2 separate regions of the Homo sapiens genome follow, and region 1 is linked to region 2. Evidence: read pairs that join two places in POLR2A ChIA-PET (ENCODE). Cell type or tissue: OCI-LY7. All regions are shown on one strand. Links, peaks and the distances in the headings refer to the core of each region. The heading gives the core; the rest is flanking DNA. Region 1 has its middle 8.7 kb from the start of MIR4425. Region 2 overlaps SRRM1 (serine and arginine repetitive matrix 1).

Evidence for each region. Peaks named below come from ENCODE experiments on the same cell type or tissue, not always from the same donor. Only the 100,000 strongest peaks of a DNase experiment are listed, where the experiment ranks them.
Region 1: POLR2A ChIA-PET joins it to region 2 with 10 read pairs; 1 of 35 experiments calls an interaction of 5 or more read pairs at or near these places.

Annotation. Positions count from the first base shown.
Region 1 is chr1:25,030,700-25,033,615 of GRCh38, reverse strand. No RefSeq gene overlaps it. Among named protein-coding and RNA genes, the nearest start is that of MIR4425, 8.7 kb to the right of the region's middle. RefSeq lists enhancers at 895-944, 1,485-1,694 and a silencer at 2,451-2,500. In OCI-LY7, for the core only: a CTCF peak has its summit at 1,057; DNase peaks (open chromatin) are centred at 1,205 and 1,735; H3K4me3 peaks cover 1,558 bases; H3K27ac peaks cover 1,868 bases.
Region 2 is chr1:24,645,369-24,648,284 of GRCh38, reverse strand. SRRM1 (serine and arginine repetitive matrix 1) reads right to left here. Exons shown (of 17, transcript NM_005839.4): 2 at 2,212-2,301; 3 at 1,496-1,618. Among named protein-coding and RNA genes, the nearest start is that of SRRM1, 3.5 kb to the right of the region's middle. In OCI-LY7, for the core only: no CTCF peak of the experiment used is centred there; no DNase peak of the experiment used is centred there; H3K4me3 peaks cover 316 bases.

The DNA.
Region 1 (2,916 bases), core at 269-2,768, 390 kb before region 2:
TTCCTGTTAGATCCTGGAACCCAGCCTGGTGCATGCCCCAGAGCAGGTGCTCGCGACACTGGCAGAAACACAAAAGGCATCCTGACTGTTCCTGTCCAGCTCCTGACACTCATGAGCACCTGCTGCATACCAGGCCTGGGCGTGGAGACACAGGACCAAGGGAGAAGACCTTGCCCCAAGATCGGTGGCCATCTTCCGTACCAGGCTTAGTGTGGACAATGTTTAAATGCACCTCAAATTCCACATGCAAGAGAGATCCTTTAAGTCCTTCCAGCAGGAAAGCCAGACCTGGGTTGCACAGGGACCCCCTCTGGTGCAACAAGGAGGTAGCAGGGTGTGAGGATGAAGAACGTGGAGCCAGGCAGGCCTGGGTTCAGATCCCAGCTAGACGAGCCTAGGGTGGCCTTGGGGAAGTGACTTCATGTACCTCAGTTTCCTCACCTGTAGAATGGGAATCAAACCATAGAAAGTGCCTTACAAGACCTCCCTTCAACCCACTCTGGATTAACAAACACTCTCCCTGTCCTTTGAAAGAGAGGCTAGTAGATGCCACAGCTTCCTGAATGTTCCAGGCAGGCCGGCCGCTGCTATTCCCACCTAGGCGGCTCCTCTGACTCAGTGAGGCTTCTTCCCAGACCTGCAGCTGCTGGCTGTAGTGGCCGAACCAGGGAGACCAGAATGTGAATGGGAAAGAGAGTCGTGTCACAGAAAACCAAGAAAGGACTTTGCAAAGGCCCAGTTATAGGCGAGTTGTCAACGGAAGAAAAAAAAAAAGTGCTGCCAAATGAGGTGTGGGCAAGACAGCCATAAAAGACTGGGGAAGACAATAGTTAAAATCCGTCACAAACTTTCATTGAATTAGGTGTAGACTAAAACTGGAGGGAGGGGGTGATTATTAAAAATCCAGAGGGAGTCTAGGGAGTCTGTGCTCAGATGGCTTCACAAGCATCTCTAAGGTCCCACTCCGCTTTAAAGGACTCCTAATGAGAGCCATAAACGCTGCTGCACAGGTTGGTTTTATGCAAGAAAAACAAGGTAGGACACCAGCTGGGGGCCTCAGTCTCAAAGACAGCCTTGGCCCTGCATCAGAAGATCATCTCATAAAAGTACACGCGCACGTGTTACGTTCAATAAAATGCCTACTTTATGTATCATATGATTTCCTGCATTAATTTTTTTTTCTATTAACCAACCACTGGTTTTGCTCTCATTGGATAAGAGGCTTCTGCTATTAATAGCACTTACCTCACTGGGCGGATGTGAAGGCTGAACGAGGTACCGATGCAAAGTGTCTGGCGCGATGCCTGGCACACAGTAAATGTTCAGCAAATATTAGCTGTAATAATCATCTCCAAATCCAGAACTCTCACTTGGCAGATGAGAAAACTGAGTCTCAGCGGCGTGGAGTGAGCGGGCTGCAGACCAAGGCCTAGAATCTGCAGCCCGTGTGAGAATCGCCCACATCTGAAACCCAAGCCTGCGTCTCCCCAGGGCCTCTCTCGTTGCATATTTTGGAGGGGGTGTCACTTCCCTGAGGAACGTCAGGTGGAGGTCACGGGAGCAGTGGTGGGTCCCTCAGCATCCTTCAGGATCATTGCACCCCAGCCTCCCACTGCCCATCCTACTCGGTGGAGGTCTGAGTTTTCCCTCTGGTTCAAGCTTAGGGTCAACCCTAAGCTTGTCTCAGTGACTCTCTCTGTGTTCACCGATCTTGTGTATTTTTATCTCAGAGGCTTTCATTCGTGTCTTTAATTATTTGTTTCAATGTCTGTCTCTCTTCTGAACGACTGGGAGTCCCCCGGGGAGCAGGCCTGATTCATCTGGAAACCCTGAACCCAGCCCAGTGCCTGGCTCCAAGCAGGGGCTTCACGCGTGTTTTTTGAACAAGTGAGCAACGGAACAAATGTGAACAAGTGGGGGTCCCCAGTGTCTCATCGTCTCTGCACCAGACTTTCTGGCCAAGGTTGTAGCAGAGAGAGGTTCACACTTTGTCTGACTTTGGAACCAGCCAAAAATGCCTCCAGGATTCATGGATTCCCTGCCATGGTACAGGCCCAGCAGCTGAGGCCCTAGCCTAGTGCCCAGACCCCTCCCGCTCTTTGTTTTCCTCCTTTATCCCTCCAGCCTCCATCCCTCCAGCCTCCATCCTTGTATTGCTCCAGCCTCCATCTTTCCATCTCTCCAGCCTCTATCCTTCCAGCCTCCATCCTTTCATCCCTCCAGCCTCCATTCCTCCCATCCCGCCATCCTTCTATCCCTCCAGCCTCCACCCTCCAGCCCCTATCCTTACAGCGTCCATCCCTCCCATCCCTCCATCTTTTCAGCCTCCATCCCTCTAGTCTCCATCCCTCCAGCCTCCATCCTTCCATCTCTCCAGCCTCCATTCCTCCAGCCTCCATCCCTCCATCCCTCCAGCCTCCATCCCTTCATCCTCCATCCCTCCAGTCTCCATCTCTCCAGCCTCCATCCTTCCATCCCTCCATCTCTCCAGTCTCCATCCTCCTCTTCCTAGGGAGCCTGAGAGTGTCTGGCAGGGCAGAACAGACCCTGGGAAACCCAGCCCTGGAGTGAGGCTCCCCTCCAAACCGTGAATGGGGTGTGGTTTGGGGCTTTGTCTCCTCTGAGTCACCTCCATGGTGTGGTGGGGTTGACTCAGACAGAGAGTGAGAAGGAGAACTTGGTTGGTCCTCCTGGTTTCCACAGGTCCTGAGACTGGCCAGGGTGGGGCTGGGTGGGGTGGGAGGACAGGGAGAGGCCCACACTGAGGAAGGTGTTAGAACCACACACTGGGAGGACTGACATGGATCTCAGGTCCCCGGGAGCATCTAAACCCCACACTTTCTGCTCTGGAACAGTGAGGGCTGGAAGCAGCAAGGTGTGGCGGAGGGAGGAGTCTGACTCTGTTCTTACCTCCTC
Region 2 (2,916 bases), core at 172-2,671:
CACAAAGTGCTAAGAGGTCAAGATTTCTCAAAAATAATTGGGTTTTTAAATGCTAAATCCGTTGGTCAAGCAACAAGGTCTGTATAACAAGCACAGCTCAATAGCACAAAGCAAGTACAGATTCCAGGTGTCTTCAGTTTCTTCTTGGAACCTTGGGGGTTTGGAATCGCCAAGTCCCCTGTAGAGAAAGATGTTCCCTTGGCTTGCTTCCGACTCCCTACTGCAACTCAACCACCTTGAGTTTAATGTTATATCATTTATCTAAATTGCAAAAGACGAACAAGCAATAATGAGTACACAACCACAAAAAAAGAATTGTCTTAAAAAGTTCTAAACTTTAATCTCATGCTCACTACAAGGGGAATACTACCAGATACTTAGGTTTTTAAAATGCACTAAAATACACATCAGTAAAGCATTTCTCCAATAAAATCTATCTTCAATCATCATTTAAAAAACTTTCTCCCCTGTTCCTGGTTTTCTAAGATGCATATACTTTATAGAAAGTGCATTCTTAAAATTAGTCTTTAAAAATATTCAAAACAAAATACAAACACCAAATTATTTTAAAACTAGAAATACCTTATCAGTTGAAATGCCAACTGTTCTGTCAAAACATAGGGTGAACTCTTTGGGGGAAATGATTAATGTAAAAGTAAATTCACATTGGTATATATGCAAAAAGGTCATATGGTACATATCTTAACTGTCCTTTGGGTTGCTGTGGCAAAACAGAAACTGTCTTACAATAAGAATGTTCTTAAACATCAGTTATATCATCATATTATCTCATGTATAAAGGAACAATTATATGCTGCCAATTTGTCTGAAGTTTAAGTATAAACAAAAATCCTGTCTCTAAAATGTAACTGATGACTAGCTGACATGCAGCTACAAAGACCTTAGTTCCTTTAAAAACAATATCCAATCAAATCAGAATTGCCCCTCATGCTTCACATAAATGTCCATCTCATAATAGTATTTTAAAAGAGCAGTGTACAGCTTTACCCAATTGCTCTTTCCTGTTTGTGTTTTTTGTTGTTGTTGTTGATGTTTGGCCACTTTACACAACTCACCTCCAAACACACACTGCATCATCAAGGGAGTTGGGTCAGAGCGACATTGGGACACTCACTCTGCTGTGACCTAATAAGGTGATGGTGCTATACTTCAGACGCAAGGAATAACTTCCATTTTGGTTCAGGCCTTTTAAATCATAAATCACATTATCATTAGAAAATTGCTGTCAAAGTAACTTAACATGTAACAGCAAAATTACAAACAATAAGTTTGATTTTTCACCTGTGTAGCTTTCAAAACTATGCACCTTCACTAAACTTCCAGCCTTAATAGTTGTTTACAAAGTGAATTCTTTTCACAACAAACATTGTAAAATAACCCTTCTATATTTGCACTCCATAGAAAAAATTCAGTTTCCAAAGATTCACAAATTATATCACATATTCAGAAACAAGAGCCATTTGTATATTAGTACCTTCACTTCCAGCTGGTTGAATATAAACTCAATCACAACATCATCTTCAAACCCAAGGATTTCCGTTACTCTTTTTGTTATCCAAGGCTTTATAACCTCCAAATTTACTTTGCTCATGTCCACCTGATGAAACATAGAAACAATTAAGTACAACTTCACAATCCTAAAAAAAAATGCTCAAGTTAGAGTTCTGTCTACCAAAGTTCCTTTTAGCTTAGTTTTTTTGTTTGGCATAGTAGAATCTGCTAATTTTTTTTTTTTTTTTTTGAGACAGAGTCTTGCACTCTTGCCCAGGCTGGAGTGCAGTGGTGCTCAGCTCACTGCAAGCTCCGCCTCCCAGGTTCGTGCCATTCTCCTGCCTCAGCCTCCCAATTAGCTGGGATTACAGGCACCCGCCACCACGCCCGGCTAATTTTTTGTATTTTTAGTAGAGACAGGGTTTCACCGTGTTAGCCAGGATGGTCTCAATCTCCTGACATTGTGATTTGCCCGCCTCGGCCTCCCAAAGTGCTGGGATTACAGGCGTGAGCCACCTCGCCCAGCCACAATCTGCTAATTCTTATATGGCTGTGCCACGTGTGGTGGCTAAAAGGTGGTTAATGTTCAATTATGTTTTTCTTAGCATTCAAGTTACAATGCATCTCCAAAACAACCCCAGAACTTGAGTCAAGTAAGTGTGCTATAAAGATGCACAACAGTCTCATCCAGAAGAATACCTTTTTTTCTAGGCATTCTGCAAATTTCAGCTGCTTCAGTAGTTTCTTCTGTTTGTTGCTGAACCGATTATCCTGTTCTGCACTTGTTCCCTGCAGGAAGAGAACCACATCTTAACTAAGGGTTCAAAGTTAAATCCTTACTTTTTATCACCTACGACCTTTATAGCCAAAATAGGGTAACCAAGTAAACACAATACCAAACTAGTTTTCATAGATGAGAAATGCATACTCCTTCCCCAATGTAGCTGATACTTGGAAAACTTGACTGGATTTTTAAATTATCAAGTATATGTTCATCATAAGTCAAACCTAAAACAACAGTATACAGCATAAAGCCAACACCTCCTCATATCCAATGTTAGATTTGATTTGTATCCTTTCACACCTTTTCCTATGCTAATAGATACGTAGGGCTTTTCTGTTTAAATGAGAACACATTGAAGTATTTGAAATTTCATTCTTTTTTGAAAGCCAGTTGCATGCTTGCAAAACTACTGTGGCAATGCATACAAACAGGGTGAAAGGAAAAAAGAACATCCCAGGACTGTGCTGTTAGTCTTCTACAACTTTTAGGAACTTGGAATGAGTGAAGAAGACAGGGTTACCTAAATAAACTCAATTTCAGCAAAGAACCTGGAAAAATGAAAGCTTACAAATACTACCTTAGATCATCGAGTGATCACTAATTATTCTTTTCATTTTGTC